Linked DNA regions of Homo sapiens: region 1 is linked to region 2. Evidence: read pairs that join two places in POLR2A ChIA-PET (ENCODE). Cell type or tissue: OCI-LY7. All regions are shown on one strand. Links, peaks and the distances in the headings refer to the core of each region. The heading gives the core; the rest is flanking DNA.

Region 1 (9,262 bases), core at 3,841-6,340, 120 kb after region 2:
ACCAACAACAGCAGAAGCATGGACCCTGCCCGCCTGCAGTGCATGGCTCTCCTCAGGCCCCATCTCTCACCTCCATAAGCACATCCAGGCTGTCCACATCCTCATGTTGGGGGAAAGGCCCCTCTGCACCCCTTCTCATCCACCTAGCCAACTCTTCCCTGCAGATCTCGCCTCCAGCAGCAGACAGACTCTTCTAACAAAAACCCAACTTTACCACCCTGCTTTAAAATCTTAATGGCTTCCCACAGCTCTGACAAAAAAGCCCAAACCCACCCCAGCCTGGAAAGCACTTCCTGCCTCAGAGGCTGCTCACCCAGCGCACCTCCCACGCCCACTCCCTCTGGCAAGAAACATCCCTTCCACCCCACAGCCACGTACCCCCTTCCCCCACCACAGGCAGGGAACCCCCATGCCCTGCCCAGAGAAGCAACCCACATCAGTTCCTCCCCAGCCCTGCCGTGGCTGCTGGGATGCACATGGACTGTGCCCTGCAGGAAGGAAGACCTGATCTTGCAGCCAGGCCCAGCATCTGGTCCCAGGAAGCTTCCTGCAGAGCCGAACAATGAGGGGCAGGGCCCAAATCATTCTGGAACTGGAGGTGACCAAGCCACTCTTCAACAAAGAGTTATGTGCACCTACTGTGTGCTGGGAACTTGGTGTAAAGCCATGAACAAAACAGACAAAAATCCTTGCTCTCATGTAGCATATATTATAAATAAATAAGACCAAATGGAATACAGGTAGGAATGACTCTCCAGGAGGGTCAGGGAGGGTGAGAATAAAGCCCACTGCTTTCATTCCTTTTTGCTGCATTTTGAAATTTCAAAAACTAAATGAGGCAATAAAAATTAATCCTTCATCAAAAGAGAACATGGGTTTAAAAATGATGAAAAACACTGACTTGGAGAAATAAGTAAATAAAAGCATAAAACTCGAATGGACCCTACAGTCTTGTAGTGTTCCACAGCTCTAGGCTGCTAAGGGAAGATGATAAAACTGGGCATGGTGGCTCACACCTGTAATCCTAGCACTTTGGGAGGCTGAAGCGGGCAGATCACTTGAGCTCAGGAGTTCAAGACCAGCCTGGCCAACATGGTGAAACCCATCTCTACTAAAAATACAAAAATTAGCCGGGTGTGGTGGCGGGAGCCTGTAATCCCAGCTACTCGGAAGGCTGAGGCACAAGAATCACTTGAACCCAGAAGGTGGAAGTTGCAGTGAGCTGAGATCGCATCACTGCACTCCAGCCTGGGCGACACAGTGAGACTGTCTCAAAAAAAGCAAACAAGCGTAGGACTTGAAGACAACAACTAAAATTACTATAACACAAAGTTTAATAAATCAGGGGAGAAATCCTAAGTCAATGAAAACATGTGAAAACCCAAGAGAAAATGGAGAAGATCAAAGGAAAATCTTTCCCTGGAGGGAATGACTTTGTTAAACAGAAAACTTTTAAAAAATATTTTACCTATTGGCCGGGCGCGGTGGCTCACACCTTTAATCCCAGCACTTTGGGAGGCTGAGGCCGGCGGATCACGAGGTCAGGAGATCGAGACCATCCTGGCTAACGCTGTGAAACCCCGTCTCTACTAAAAATACAAAAAAAAAATTAGTCGGGCGTGGTGGCGGCACCTGTACTCCCAGCCACTCAGGAGGCTGAGGCAGGAGAATGGCGTGAACCCGGGAGGCGGAGCTTGCAGTAAGCCAAGATCGCACCACTGCACTCCAGCCTGGGCAACAGAGCGAGACTCCATCTCAAAAAAAAAAAAATTTTACCTTTCAAACAAGAATAAGCCAGGATAAATACAAAGTATGCCAAAATCGGGGGTGGGGGGTGGGAGCTGGGAGGGGAGGTTGCAAGTAAATGTAGTAACAAACAATATAAAAACTTTGATAACTAGAACTAGGAAAAAAACCAACAAATTAAATAAAATAAGGCTAAAGAATGTGACAGACATGGAAGATAAAGAAGCCTCCCCCACCACCCCACAGCCCCTCTTCTGGACTCCTGAGCTCACTTAACCAGCCTGCTGCTGTACTCAGCAGAAGCCCTGACACCTTCATCTACTCCACCCCCTTCTGACCTGATCACTAGCCTGCCCACTGCCCCCTAGACACCTCCGCACTCTCCACTCCACTCTCTCCTAACAATCCTACAAACCTCCCTCCCCTTCCAGTTCACCCTCCACCCTACAGCCAGAGTAGAACTTTCTGACACCTGCAAATCTGAGAATTTCACCAAATAAAACTATTCAACAGCAGCCCAAGTCCTGAGGAGTAAGTCCCAAGCTCTGCCCTGGTCCCCTCTGGAGTCCTCTCACTCTGGCCTCTGCCAGCCACTCTGGTCCCCTCTGGTGTCCTCTCACTCTGCCCCCCCCCCCCAGCCACCCTGGTCCCCTCTGGTGTCCTCTCGCCTCGCTCTGGCCCCCCGCCAGCCACCCTGCTCCCCTCTGGTGTCCTCTCACTCTGGCCTCTGCCAGCCACCCTGGTCCCCTCTGGAGTCCTCTCACTCTGGCCTCTGCCAGCCACCCTGGTCCCCTCTGGAGTCCTCTCACTCTGCTGCCCCCCTCAGCCACCCTGGTCCCCTCTGGTGTCCTCTCGCTCTGGCCCCCCCCCCAGCCACCCTGGTCCCCTCTGGAGTCCTCTCACTCTGGCCTCTGCCAGCCACCCTGGTCCCCTCTGGAGTCCTCTCACTCTGGCACCCCCCCCCCCCCAGCCACCCTGGTCCCCTCTGGAGTCCTCTCACTCTGGCCCCCCCCGCAGCCACCCTGGTCCCCTCTGGTGTCCTCTCACTCTGGCCTCTGCCAGCCACCCTGCTCCCCTCTGGTGTCCTCTCACTCTGGCCTCTGCCAGCCACCCTGGTCCCCTCTGGAGTCCTCTCACTCTGGCGCCCCCCCCCCCAGCCACCCTGGTCCCCTCTGGAGTCCTCTCGCTCTGCCCCCCCCAGCCACCCTGGTCCCCTCTGGTGTCCTCTCGCTCTGGCCCCCCCCAGCCACGCTGGTCCCCTCTGGTGTCCTCTTGCTCTGGCCTCCATCAGCCACCCTGGCCCTTCCACCACTTTGCACACTCCACGTGGTGTCCCCATCCCAAGGTCTTCGCACTGCTGGTCCCTCCACCTGCCCCATCCCCGAGGTGCCTATTTGCACAAGAAACACACAGACACACACAAAGAAACACACAGACACACACCAACACACAGACACACATACCCTCTCAGGCTCATGCTTCCCTCAGTGGATTTACCACTATCATTCTTCATGTCTCAGCTATGAGACCTCACTTCCTCTGAGAAGACTGCCCAGCCCCTCCCCAAGGCCAGGTGGGGTCTTCCACATATCAGGCACCATGTACTGCTCTTCCATCGGAGCTTGTCTCAGCCTGTAACTAAGGTTCTATGTATGTGCTTATCTGATCTCCCACGAGAATATAAGCTTGATGCAGAGTGGCTCCTCTCCATTTCTACCCACCGCACTCAGCATGGTGTGTGGCCCACGGTAGACCCCAAAAAAAATGCTTGCCAAAACAATGACTAAATAAACGAGCCAAATTCCCAAAGAACAAGACAAAGCACATGAACCAGAATTCGTTTTTTCAAGTGTAAGAGAAAAGAAGGAAAAAACAGTTTTTCAAAGCTGGAAAGCCCAAACTGGAGTGAGGAAGAAATCAGGCTTGCTCTATCCCAGACCAACCAGTTAGCAAACCCGCATTGCACAAGAGAGAAGGCAACTCTGAGTCTCCGAGCAGAAATGCCTTCAAAGACAGCAACAGCATCGAGCCTGCTCTCGACAACCCCCTGCAACACCAACATTGGGAAATACTATGTTCTCGGAGCTCACTAATAAAATATCGTATTTGATTCCTTTCTGGAAAACAGACCATTTTGCATTATTTTTCTTCCATGTTCTTCAGTCCTTTTTCATTTTCATGGTTTGGTATGAATCGAATAAGAGCTAGTGAAACAAAGCATTGAGTAGCATGTTCTCTGTGACTAAACCCTCAGTAATACACAAAGCTTGACCAAAAAAAGGATGTCACCATATGGGCTGGCTACAAACAGGTCTAGCATAATAAAATTTGTGAACTTGGCCAGGCATGGTGGCTCATGCCTGTAATCTGAACATTTTGGGAGGCTGAGGCCGGTGGATCGCTTGAGCCTGATATTTCAAGGCTGCGGTAAATGGTGATCATGCCACTGCACTCCAGCCCGGGCGACAGAGTAAGACCTGTCTCTTAAATTTAAATTAAAAAAAAAAAAGGAAAAAGGAAAGAAAGGAAGATAGAAAAAGAGAGAAGCGGGGAGGGGAGGGGAAAGGAGAGGAGGGGAGGGGAGGAGAAAAAAGAAAAGAAAAGAAAGGAAAAAGAAAATCTGTGAACTATAAATGTTTAAGAGACAACACAGAAGGGAAGTAGAAGAGAGGTACCAAGAGACCATTAAAATAAGAAAGCATGGCTGGGTGTGGTGGCTCATGCCTGTAACCTCAGCACTTCAGAAGGCCAAGGTGGGTGGACTACTTGCACCCCAAAGTTCAAGAATAGCCTAGGTGACATGGTGAAACTCCTTCTCTACAAAAAAACAAAAATTATCTGGGTATGGTCACATGTGCCTGGAGTCCCAGCTACCCAGAAGGCTGAAGTGGGAAGATTACTTGAGCCTAGGAGGTCGAAGCTGCAGTGAGCCATGACTGCACCACTGTACTCCAGCCTGGGTGACAGAGCAAGACCTTGTCTCAAAAATAAATAAATAAACAAACAAACAAACAAGAAAGCACAATACATTCAGCCACAAAACACAGGCATCAGATATGCAAGAATCCTGACAGCAGAAAATGGCTGAAGCACAATATTTACAAGGCAAAGGGTTTCTGACTAAAATAAGACAGATTCTAACAACATACTGTTTACAAGAATTAAATCTAGGCAAGGCACATCGGCTCATGCCTGTAATACCAACACTTTAGGACACCAAGACAGATCACTTGGGGCCAGAAGTTAGAGACCAGCCAAGGCAACATAGTTAGACCCCATCTCTACAAAAAATAAAAAATTAGCTGGGTGTGGTGACAATGCCTGTGGTTCCAGCTACTGGGGAGGGTGAGGCAGGAAGATCTCTTGAGACCAGGAGTTTGAGGCTGCAGTGAGCTAACACTGTACCACCGCATTCCAGCCTGAGCAACACAGCAAGAGCCTATCTCTAAAAAAAAAAAAAAAAAAAAAAAAAAAAAAAAAGGGAATTAAATTCAAAATAATAAGGAAAACTAAAGATAAAAGTTAGGATGGAAAAGGGTGGGGGGTATGTATATCAAGTAAATTCTGAACAAAGAAAAGAAGACTTAGAAATACTAATATACATGAGAGAACAGTTAATGACACAAACTACTCATTGCGAAAAAGATCTTCTTTAATCCCAGCACTTTGGGAGGCCAAGGCAGGAGGATCACTTGATGCCAGGAGTTTGAGACCAGCCTGAGCAACATAGCGAGACCTTGCTTCTACAAAAAAATGTAAAAATTAGCCAGGCATGGTATCAAGCACCTGTAGTCCCAGCTAACTGGGAGGCTGAGGCAGGAGGATCACTGGAGCCCAGGAGTTTAAGGCTGCAGTGAGTCATAATTGTGCCACTTCACTCCAACCCAGGTGATAGAGCAAGACCTTGTCTAGGAAAGAAGAAAAAAAAAGCTACTACTTTATTAATCTTTATTAACAAATGATTACTCAATATTGAAGGTATTATCTTTTTAAATATTTACACGCTTAACAAAGCTTCAAAATGGAGAAGGTGAAAACTGTTAGAAATACATGAACAAAGTGTTAAACGTAACTGGCCTGAAAGAGATTCTAACTCCTCATTAACAGCCTATGGAAGCTCAAGCGATAAAAAACAAGATCATAAGAGGACTTGAACAACATATTTCGTAAGTTACAACAGATAAAAACTAATACACAGCCGGGCAAGGTGGCTCACACCTGTAATCCCAGCATTTTGGGTGGCCAAGGTGGGCACTGAGGTCAGGAGTTCGAGACCAGCCTAGCCAACACGGTGAAACCCTGTCTCCACTAAAAATAAAAAAATTAGCTGGGCATGGTGGCATGTGTCTGTAATCCCAGCTACCCAAGGCTGAGGCAGGAGAATCACTGGAACCCAGGAGGCGGAGGCTGCAGAGAGCCGAGACCACACCACTACACTCCCCCCTGGGCAACGGAGCAAGACTCCATCTAAAAAAAAAAAAAAAAAAACCAATACACATAAATACAGACACTGAATTAGAAAACAGGAAAGTAGGGCCCAGCATGGTGCCTTACACCTGTAATCCCAGCACTTTGGAAGGCTGAGGCAGGAGGATCACTTGAGGTCAGGAGGTCAAGACCAGCCTAGACAACATGGCGAAAACCCATCTCTAACTAAAAATACAAAAATCAGCCAGGCGTGGTGGGACACACCTGTAATCCCAGCTACTCAGGAGGCTGAAGCAGGAGAATCACTTTAACCCAGGAAGAAGAGGTTGCCATGAGCCGAGATCACAGCACTATACTGCAGCCTGGGCAACAGAGCAAGACCCTGTCTCAAAAAAAAAAAAAAAAAAAAGGAAACAGGCCAGGCGTGGTGGCTCACACCTGTAATCCCAGCACTTTGGGAAGCTGAGGCAGGCAGATCACTCAAGGTCAGGAGTTTGAGAACAGCCTGGCCAACATGGCGAAACCCCGTCTCTAACTGAAAATATAAAAACATTAGCTGGGCGTGGTGGCAGGTGCCTGCAATCCCAGCTACTCAGGAGGCTGAGGCAGAAGAATCGCTTGAACACAGGAGGTGGAGGTTGCAGTGAGCCAAGATCACGTCATTGCACTCCAGCCTTCCAGCCTGGGCAACAGAGCAAGATTCCGTCTCAAAAAAATAAAAAAGGAAACAGAAAAGGAGAATTGTTCAATAATCTAAGAACTAGTTCTCTTTAAAAACAAAGAAAACAAAAATGCTAGAGTTTACGAAATCTGACAAGAAAAGCAAACTAAACTAATAAAATTAGAAATGCAAAGGAGATTCAACCAGAGACACAGGTGTTTAAACTACACAACAGTACACGCTACTAACTTTGAAGGTGTGAAATTTGTGGGAAAGTAAATTACAGATGTGGACTCAAAAAGTGAAAAGGTTCAAAAAATGATCAAAATGCAAGAAATAAATATTTTAGGATTTATTTCTATTACAGCCTTATCTCCCTAAAAAGTCTTCTTGACAAATAATTTAAAATAAATTCTCTCGAACTTAAGAAACAACCAATCCCAAAGCTACATAAAATGTTGCAGAAAACATAAACTCATAGAAAGTTACTAAATGAATTTTATGGGGTTGGTTTAACTCTGAAATCAAAACACAGTATGTCCAACTATTATGTATCCATTAAAATTAAAAACAGAAAAAACAATTGTTTAAAACTGCAATAAGGCTACATTCTCACCCAAAACAAATGCATACATACCAGTGGGAAAATTCTAAATTGCAAGATAAAGGAGTAAAATTCAACATTACCAAGAATAATTTTTTTATTAGGAAATATGCAAATAACTGAAACCAAAATGAACATCTAAATTAATGCCCAGGGCCAGGCACAGTGGCTCATGCCTGTAATCCCAGTACTTTGGAAGGTTCAGGCGGGTAGATCACTCCAGGCCAGGAGTTTGAGACCAGCCTGGCCAATATGGTGAAACCCCATCTCTACTAAAATTACGAAGATTATCTGGGCATAACGGTGCACGACTATAATCCCAGCTACTAGGGAGGCTGAGGCATGAGGATCCCTTGAACCTGGGAGACGGAGGTTGCAGTGAGCCGAGATCACACCACCGCACTTCAGCCTGGGTGACAAAGGGAGACAACATCTCAAAAAAATTCATTAATTAATCAACTGATGCTCAGAACACTCCAAAGAAATTCAACACCTACTCCTATTAAAGACTCTAAAAACCACGAATCAAAGAAAAATCTATTTATGTGGTTAAAAATGTCTCTTCCCAGCTGGTAAAAATAAATTAATAGAGAAAACTACAAATACTCCAAGTAAAATAAGAGCAGTTAATCAACACAAAATAAGCAGAGGTTTAGACAGAGAAAGGAAAATCCCATTTGTATTGGCAACATCAACAATGAATCCATCAATAAATAAAATAAAACAAAACTTGAAAGCACCTGAAACTAGCACTAACCCAAAATATCAGATCCTAAACTTGAGGAAAATTACTCACCTTGACTGAATTATAAAAGAATAATTTTTTTAATTAGGGTACACACTTTTTGTCTACATGGGATGGCCTAATAACATAAAGAAAAACAGCTTTAAAAGTTCTAGTGCTGTTATTAGAGTCAAACCTTACACAGGCAGGCGCTAAAGTCAGCCCGTAAAGCCTAAATTATAAAATCCTACAAGAAAATGCTACTATAGCCATTAAATAATATCATGAACATTTAGATCAGCTGACATGAGCAACTCTCTACTATAAATTGTCCTGGGGGGGGAAAAAAACACAGGTGTAAACCAAAAGGTTCAGCATGATCTCATGGGTACATGTAGGTAAAGACATAAATATACAGAAATAAAGATAAACACTGTAGAGTAAGCAGCTGGCCACTTCCAAGTGGTGAGATCACATGATTCTGTGCATTTAGAACTTTTGCAGAAAGTCCTACATAACTTTTATAAATTTGGAAGGAAGAAAGTTTAAACATAAAAAAGGAAAAAAAAAAGAAATACACCAAAATATTAACATTCAATGTTTTTTGAGGTGGCTGTTATGGCTGCTTTTTAATTGCTTTAACATACTTGTCTGCATTTTCCAAATTTTCTACATTAATCACAAAAAACAAAACTCTGTACAGAGGTAGTAAGATGTGAACCAGCAAAGCGTGGTGGCTCACACCTGTAATCCCAGGATTTTGGGAGGCCAAGGAGGGTGGATCACCTGAGGTTGGGAGTTCGAGACCACCCTGACCAACACGGAGAAACCCTGTCTCTACTAAAAATACAAAATTAGCCAGGTGTGGTGGCACATGCCTGTAATCCCAGCTACTCGGGAGGCTGAGGCAGGAGAATCGCTTGAACTCGGGAGGCGGAAGTTGCTGTGAGCTGGAGATCACGCCATTGCACTCCAGCCTGGGCAACAAGAGCCAAACTCCGTCTCAAAAAAAACAAAACAGACGTGAACCAAAACACATATAAAAATTTTTCATTTGGTCCCTATTGTCCTTTTGTGCTTATGCATGCCAAATTCTTGG
Region 2 (9,262 bases), core at 2,155-4,654:
AGGCGTGGTGGTGTGCGCCTGTAGTTCCAGCTACTGGGGAGGCTGAGGCTGGAGAATGGCGTGAACCCGGGAGGCAGAGCTTGTAGTGAGCCGAGATCGCGCCACTGCTCTCCAGCCTGGGTGACAGAGCGAGACTCCGTCTCAAAAAAAAAAAAAAAACAAAAAACCATGCATGTGCAAGTATCTTTTTTGTATAATGACTTCTTTTCTTCTGGGTAGATACCCAGTAGTGGGATTGCTGGATCAAATGGTAGTTCTACTTTTAGTTCTTTAAGGAATCTCCACACTGTTTTCCATAGTGGCTGTACTAGTTTATGTTCCCACCAGCAGTGTTGAAGTGTTCCCTAATCACCATATCCACACCAACATGGCCATTCTACTGAATGTGAATTAGTATCTTAATGCATGTAAATTTAGCAAGAACTCAAAATCATATACAGAAATTCATTGCCTTTTTACCTACCAGCAACAACAACAACAAAATCGACATCAAAATTAAGAAAACATTTATAATAGCATAAAATATTATGGGATACTTAGACATAAATGAACAAAATATGTGCAAGACCTGTACACTAAAAACTAGAAAATACTGCTGTGAGATATTTAAGAAGACCTGAATAAATAAAGCAATATACAACATTCACAAATCAGACAACACAATATTCTTTTTTTTTTTTTTTCAATTCGAGACGGAGTCTTGCTCTGTCCCCAAGGCTGGAGTACAGGGCAGCAATCTTGGCTCACTACAACCTCTGTCTCCTGGGTTCAAGCGATTCTCTTGCCTCAGCCTCCCGAATATCTGGGTTACAGGCACCTGCCACCACGTCCAGCTAATTTTTCTTTTTTTTTTTTTTTGAGATGGAGTCTCGCTCTGTCACCCAGGCTAGAGTGCAGTGGTGCGATCTTGGCCCACTGCAACCTTTGCTTCCCGGGTTCACGCCATTCTCCTGCCTCAGCCTCTCGAGTAGCTGGGACTACAGGTGCCCGCCACCAGGCCCGGCTAATTTTTAGTGGAGACAGGGTTTCACCGTGTTAGCCAGGATGGTCTTGATCTGCTGACCTCGTGATCCGCCCGCCTAGGCCTTCCAAAGTGCTGGGATTACAGGTGTGAGCCACTGCACCTGGCCAGATGATACAGTATTCTTAAGAGGATAATTCTTCCCCATTTGATGTGTAGATTTAATATATTCTTACACAGAATCTTAACATTTTTTAAAGAAATTGACAAGCTGACTCTACAATTTTCATGGAAATACAAATAATTTAAAGTGGCCATAACACTTTTGAAAACAAGAGAACAAAGTTGGAAGAGTTACACTATCTGATTTCAAGGCTTACTCTAGACAGTGTATATTGGCATACAGGTAGACATATAGAGAGGAGGTCAGCAAACTATGGCCTACAACCTGTTTTTTTTCAGCCAGTGGGCAAAGAATGGTTTTCGCACTAGTAAAGGGCTGTTTAAACAAGAAGCATGTGCAACAGAGATCACATGTGGCCCGTGAAGCCTAAAATATTTACAGTGGAACTCAGAGAATCTAGAAATAGGTGCGTAGTCATTGACTTTCAACAAAGGTGCCAAGGTATTTTCATGCAGAGAGATAGCATTTTTTCAACAAATAGTGCTGGGCCATTTAGATATTTGTATGTGCAGAAATGAACCTCAAGCTTTACTTCGCCTGATGCAAAAATTAAATGGATCATACAACTAAAAGTTAAAACCTAAAACTACAAAATTTCTGGGAGAAAACATATGAGGAAATCTTTGTTACTTTATCATAAGGAAAGGTTTTTGTATTAAAGATAGGACTCAAAAAGCACAAACCATGGAAGAAAAGCCTAATTAATTTACATTAAAATTTTAAACTTCTACTCTTCAAAAAGCATTTGAAAAGGCAAGCCACAAACTGGGAGAAAATATTTATGAAACACATATTTGACAATCAACTTACATTCAGAATATTAAAGAAAAAAAAAAACCCTTGTAACCTAACCCAGGTTTAGAATCTTGAACAGACACTTTACAAAAGAAGACGTACCTATGAATGACCAGTAAGTACAGGAAAAAATGCTCAGAATCATTAGCAATCAAATTAAAACCAAATGACACCCTACTGTGCACCCAGTGGAGTAAATAAAACTTAAAATGTTAAGTCAACCAAGTGTTAGCAAGGATGTGGAGCAACTGGAACTCCCATATATTGCTGATGGGAAGGTAAAATGGGTAAGCCACTTTGGAAAAGTTAGCTTATTTCTTATAAATTTAAACATCCACTTACCAATTCTACGTCTAGGTATTTACTGAATAAGAGTTAAAACATATATCCTTATAAAGACATAAATGTTCCTAACCCCAAACTGGAAGCAATCCTAAAGCCCATGAGCAGGCGAATGGATGAACAAATGATGGTGTATTTAAGCAATGGATACTGTTCGTCACTGAAGAGCAAGGCACTGCTAGTTCCACCACATACAACACATGAATGCATCTCAAAGTCATTATGCCAAGAGAAAGAAAGTAGATGCAAAAGAGTACACATTGTGTGGTTCCATACATAGGACACTTTAGACAAATAAAATCTAAGCTGTAGTTACAGAAGGCAGATCAGGATTGGGAGGGAGGAAGAGGGATTGGCTGCAAATTGACAGGGAGTTTTAGGGGGGATGATGCAAACTATACCTCAGTTTGCTGGTGGTTACCAGATGTTTAGGTACTTATCAAACTATTAACTGTACATTTAAACCAGATGTATTTTATTATAAGAAAATTATAACTCAGTAAAGTCCATTAAAAGTCATTGGTTTATTAAATGCATAGTTTGCTGTCATCCCATGAAACTTGTCTCCCTTCTTCCACTCTTGCCCCTCTCCAAACCATTTGATCATCGTCAATACGTGTGAATTAGATCCTGTCACTCCTCCGCACAAAGCCCTTTAGTGCTTTCCATTGCACTTAGGTTAATTCCTTAACCTAGCCTACAAGAACCTGAATAATTTGACCCCTGCTTAACTGTAACCTTGTGATCTGCTTTTCTGCGTACTCACAACTCACTTCCCATGCTGACTTTTCTGCGTTTCTCAGTGCACAAGCTCTCTTTAACCCCCAAGACTTCTTAGTGCTCAGTCTCTCTTTCAAGTCTCTTCCCTTTGCTTTTAACTTCAGCTGTTTATTTGGTCTTATATGAGATGTTCCTTCTCCTTTCATCCCTGACCACACAGTCCCAGTTAATCTTGCTGATGTACTCTCCTAACACCCTGTACTTTTCCTTCATAGCATTTATCACTGTAGCTGCCCTTTTATTTGTGTTTTTAATATCCACCTCCCCCATTAGACAAGGTTCTGTGAGGACTGAGTTTACACTGCTTTGCTTACCACTGTATTTCCAGTTTCTAGCACAGTGCCTGGCACGTAGCCAATACACAGTAAGTACCTGTTCAGTGAAAACCAACAGATTTTAAAGAGACAGTATTTTAAAAGCACTTTTTAAGTTGGGGAACTCTTTAAGTAAATTGTTTCCGTCGACAAGAGATTTATGTGAGAATTGTATGCTAGCCTCATATTACTGTAATACAAGATATTGAACTCAGGAATCTCAGAAAGGGATTCTGCTGTGGTCTAATAAAGTTAGAACTTCTAAGGCTCAGACTATTGTTGTCTATACAGAACACTCAACCTTCCCCCACCCCTCCAATTTATGTCCTACTTTTTAAGAATTCTGTTTGAACTGAAAACTTGGTATGCCCCTTCCAAGCACCAGGGGATCTTGAGGAAATATATTCTTCCAAAGCAAGAATCTGTATCCTCAAACATAGCACATGCTGGCCGATTTAATAAGCATAAAATCACCCAACATATTTTAAATATAGGCAGTCTGCTTGTACTGCTCTGACATGCACGAATTTCATTACTACCATTTAGTTATATAACATCAATCCCCCAGCAAGATGGTTAAAATTTCAGCAACCATGGTATATGGTATATTAACTGTAACTGAATAAAGTACACACTTGACTGCCAGCTCTTCAGGGCACAATTCATCACATAAATAACACATGTGCACCACAAGCAGTAACCATTGACTTCATTTCTTTCAAGTCTGGTGGTTTGTCACTGCATGTACACTTCATTACACAGACAGCAAAGCATGTAGTTGTGTTGTAGTGCTAAACCCACCATGACATTTTACAAGAATACATAATCAAAAGAGGGAATTGACCAACAGAGAAGAAAGTACACAAAGAAACAAAAGTATATGGAGTTATAGAAGCAGCAGCTACCTCTGGGAATGTTGACCCTGCAGTCACTCAAGAGACTCTAGATATTGGAAGCTGATCCAAACTTAGAAAGGAGTATGACAGTTTGCCACAGGACAGGAAAAATGTCACTCTATATTATAAGCTATGCAATGAGAAGAAACCAAGCCCTGCTTAAACGACTCTTTATATGTAATTTACAAAGACAGAAAACATTTTAATTCTCAAAGATTCTAGTATTTTAAATTATAGTATAAATATTGGTTTTACTGTTTTTTCCTTTCCCAATACATGTATAATATTAATAACGAAGAGGGTTTTAAATGTTTCAACAAAAATTTTTAAGTGTCATGGAACGATTGTAATTTTTCCATTGATTATTAATATTGTTTTGCACAGTTTGACCAGGTACTTTTAGTCTTGCACTACTGCACAAAACAAAGACTGCCTGTACTTATTTTGGGGGTTTTTTCTTTGGTTGTTGGGGGGTTTTTGGTTTGTTTTTGTTTTTAGCTTTCTGTAGTTTTCTGCTAATTAACACAATAGAGCATCTCTCTTTTGTTTTCTGTGTTTGATGCTGTAACCAGCTTCCTTTTATTTTGATAATAGGATGAAGGTTATTAATTCCTAGCTCTCTAAGAAAAATAATATTCCTTTTATATATAGCTGACAACAGCTGTTTGAGACCTATTGATAGAAATGGGAAGCTTCTTTGTCCAGGTAAATCTTTTTGATAACTTTCAAAAGGTGGCTTATACTCGTCTGTCTTTCTTGATAAATAGTGGCCTCCAATACCTAATATTTAAAAATTACCTTTTGGAAACTGATTTATAGGACATATTTTCTTCCAGGTATCTTACCTTTATATTGCAGAAATCCTTAACCAGAAACAAACACTTCTGTTTTCTAAATGAAACACCATTCTTTCTGATTATCCGATTCTCATTTTACTCACGGGTTTGATCTAGTTATATTTTTTCCAGCTTTATTTTCAAAATTTTTCCATTTTTTTGTGAATTTTATTGCGATACCAATTATGAAATAAAATCTTCAGTTCTCATCTCTGTATCACCTCTTACCATTAGATTTAATTTAGTCATGGATGAGCCTAATTATTGATGGTAATAACAATCTCAACTTTAAACTTGGAAGAAGCTACTTCTTCATTTATGGATTGATTTGGATTATCTGGCTTTTAATCTATATAAACAACAGCTCTTTGAACAAGTCATTTTTATTAAGTAGGAAACTAGACTTTCATAGCTTCCATTTAGCATTGTTACATAGAAAACAGGAAGACAATATCTTAAGAGTATGGAAATTGAAAATCAAACCTAATCTTAGTGCATGTAATCCTTTTGTCTGAAGTGCAACTCATTTTTCTTCTTTCTTGATATTCTTGATTTTCAAAGAAATACTGATTTCAGCATTTATTTTTCTTAGAGAGCTAGGAATTAATAACCTTCATCATATTATCAAAATTTTTTTAAGTGCCGGACAGCTATACTTTGAAGGAAGCAGAATTGAAGATGGGAAGTTCATTGGGACTGTGTCTTGGAAAAGCACCAAGTTCGTCTCAGGTAAAATAAGGTCACCTGTTTCAAAACAAAATCAACCCTTCCATAACCAGAATTATAACTAGTACCTTAGCTACTCCAGTAATATTGTTTTTCTCTAAAAGTTTTTTCTTAAATCATACATTTTATTTTAGGAATATATCCTTATAGTTCTAGATGTTTAAATATAAAATATTATGCCAAAGCATATTTATGTTTCTTTTTCTGTGAAGATTTTGTGGTTAAAAGGAATCTTTGATGCTGAGTGGCCACCACTTTCAACCACTATATTTCCTAAGTTCTAAGATACACCTTCTTTTTCTCACATTTTTACATCTGTGAGATTAGGTTGCATCTTACAGTCAGGGACGTTCTGCAGTTATAGCTGGCACTGGTACAGAAAATAGTAAGTCTAACACTCAGTAGCATTTTAGGTTGAATGAAACACAGTTTATTAATTTTAGACTTAATTACTCTCTGCACTAATAGTCTCAGAGCAGCCTCCCTTTCCCCTTGTCTTTAACAGTGTCCATTTTCAGTATAAAACACCATCAGGTTTGACCTTTGCCAGAAGCCATACCCAGCTAATCAGCTTATTACAGTGCAGAAATCATAAGGATATTCTTATTGTGAATACCCTGTAGCAGGGTAATCTGGACTCAAATCAGGTTGCCCATGGTTCCCAAATTCACTTCATTACTTTCCCAACCACTTCCCCCTTAACTTGCTTTCCCCTGAACCGTAGCAAATAGTAGTGCATGACAAGCTGATAGGAGGGAAAACATGACAAGTGAGGTTGAGTTAGAAAGGAAAAGCAGGGCTATGAGGAACTGAATAAGAGATCAGATTTGTATTTTTCCTTTGGAGTCTTGAGAATTGTAATATTTGAAACCCTTGGCAGAAAATAAAATCATAACCAAGTGACTCAGAAAAAACATACTAATGCTAACTGTGTGTAGTAATTACAAATTCCTTTTGGGAGTGATCGAGACAGAGATGGAGATCATAGTAGAAGAAATAGTGTATGTTGGCCGGGCGCGGTGGCTCACATCTGTAATCCCAACCCTTTGGGAGGCTGAGGCGGGTGGATCACCTGAAGTCAGGAGTTCAACACCAGCCTGGCCAACATGGTGAAACCCTGCCTCTACTAAAAATACAAAAAATTAGCCAGGCGTAGTGGCATGCACCTGGAATCCCAGCTACATGGGAGGCTGAGGTAGGAGAATCGCTTGAACTTGGGAAGCAGAGGTTGCAGTGAGCCAAGATCGCTCCACTGCACTCCAGCCTGGGCAACAAGAGCAAAACTCCATCTCAAAAAAAAAAAAAAAAAAAAAAAAAAAGAAAGAAAAAGAAGTAGTGTATGTGGGAGACATTTATTAGGAGTAAAAAACATTGATGATGAAGCAATTTATACTTCTGGGTAGGCATAATTATTGCTTAAATTGTAACATTAATCATAGTCGTATTTTCATATAAATTGAGATTTTTTGTTAAAGTTTCATGGGCCCTTGGCTTTACATTTTTGAAAGTAAATAATACATTTATTGGATTTTTAAATTCAGATTAAATTGCATTTACACATCTGTCTTGTTATTAGTTGTTCCTGTTTTTTGCAATGGGGAGTGACGTTCAACCTGGGACAGAAATGGAAATCGTAGTAGAAGAAACAATATCTGTGAGAGATGTAAGTAATTTTACCTTTTGTTTTCAGAGGCTGTGTGTGTTTGTATGTTTGCTGTGAGGAACAGTGGTATCCTGTGTTAAGATTTGGAGGTCCTAAACTAGGCCTGATATGGTGTACTTCAGAGAATTATATGTACTCACTAGAGGAATTATTTTGGGAGCTTGAAAATTGGTGAACCAACTGGATTTTTTTTTTTTTTTTTTTTTTTTTAGAGAGTCTCAACTCTGTCACCCAGGCTGGAGTGCAGTGGCATGATCTCAGCTCACTGCAACCTCTGCCTCCCGGGTTCAAGTGATTCTCCTGCCTCAGCCTCCTGAGTAGCTGGGATTACAGTTACCTACTACCACACCCAGCTAATTTTTGTATTTTTAGTAGAGATGGGGTTTCTCCATGTTAGCCAGGCTGGTCTCAAACTCCTGACCTCGAGTGATCCACCCGCCTCGGCCTCCCAAAGTGCTGGGATTACAGGCATGAGCCATTCCACTCGGCCTCAACTGGAAATTTTAAATAAGATTACAATTTTTTTCTTTCTATCAATAATAGTTTTTTATTATAGAAATGTTGAATGTGCAGAAATTGATTAAAAGAAAAAAATGAAAACCTATCATTATTCTTTATCCTACCAATATTAACATTTTGGCATATTTTTTCTAGTATTTATATACACACACAGTGGTATGAATGTTTGTATATATGTGTGTATGTGATAAAGTAAATAATTATATTGCTGTTATTGAGAACTGAGACCTTTAGTATTGGAAAACAGAGAGACAAATAAAATCAGTGTGGTTTAAAAAAACCTGTTCTCCTGAATTTGAAATAGAAAAATCTGAATGAGCTTCATATATTTTTTCTTAAAAAATTTTTTTTCCAGCTCTGTCCCCTGATACAGGTTGGAAAGAGTGACCAACCTGGTAGCAGCAGAGTACCCCTGGCACCCAGATTATGGCTGCCAAATACCATTTTCTACAAACAGGAACCAGGGCATCTTAGAATAATGGCTGGTTATATATCTAGGTCAGGAAATAAGATGAGCCTGAAACATCTTACCATCACAGAAAGCAGTGAAGCCGCTATCCAAGACCATTGGAATCATCAAAGAGATTGAGGAGCCCACTAGTCAAAGATGAGACAATTTGAACTTGACTGAGAAAAATAATAAAAATTAATTGAAACAAGTACATAAAATCTGTAAATCTGTGAGTTCATAATGATCCTATACAAAAATGTGCAGTTACCTATAATGGATGCTAGGCAATCATAAAGGTAAAAAATAAAGCATTTTTTTTCCTGTTTTTCCCTTGCAAACTATATCCCAGGGTAGCTAAGCAGATAATGATAAGTTTTATTTATAAACATATTCCAACTAATAAATGAAGGCATTTTAGAATTTTACATTTTTTCAACTCCTAATAAATTAATGAACCTAGGCAAGGATCCTCAAAGATTGCTAGCCCCAAAAAAGAGCAACACTCAGACAACATAGAAATTCAGAACAATACCCATGCCCTTATTGCAAAAAACCAAACAACTGGACCTGAATCTGAATAAGCCTCTAGGTCTAATTACCAATTTATAGGAAATACAGGAGGCAGAGGAACAGGTTAAATTCATCACAGGTCTGCAATTAGCCAAATGTAGATCAGAAAACTCTTCTACAAAAGATAAATTGCAGGGGACAAGGACAACCTATAGGTCAAAAGAGGCTTAAAAGACATAGCAACCAGTTGCAATGTATGGACTTCTTTGGACCCTAACTCAAGCC

The links. Peaks named below come from ENCODE experiments on the same cell type or tissue, not always from the same donor. Only the 100,000 strongest peaks of a DNase experiment are listed, where the experiment ranks them.
Region 1: POLR2A ChIA-PET joins it to region 2 with 10 read pairs; 3 of 35 experiments call an interaction of 5 or more read pairs at or near these places.

Annotation. Positions count from the first base shown.
Region 1 is chr2:233,390,656-233,399,917 of GRCh38, reverse strand. All of the region lies in intron 3 of DGKD (diacylglycerol kinase delta), which reads right to left. Among named protein-coding and RNA genes, the nearest start is that of DGKD, 41 kb to the right of the region's middle. RefSeq lists an enhancer at 413-918. In OCI-LY7, for the core only: no CTCF peak of the experiment used is centred there; no DNase peak of the experiment used is centred there.
Region 2 is chr2:233,508,284-233,517,545 of GRCh38, reverse strand. USP40 (ubiquitin specific peptidase 40) reads left to right here. Exons shown (of 32, transcript NM_001365479.2): 19 at 4,924-4,977; 20 at 5,749-5,837; 21 at 7,411-7,497. Among named protein-coding and RNA genes, the nearest start is that of USP40, 54 kb to the left of the region's middle. In OCI-LY7, for the core only: no CTCF peak of the experiment used is centred there; DNase peaks (open chromatin) are centred at 3,085, 3,405, 3,715, 4,095 and 1 weaker place; H3K4me3 peaks cover 2,045 bases; H3K27ac peaks cover 2,272 bases.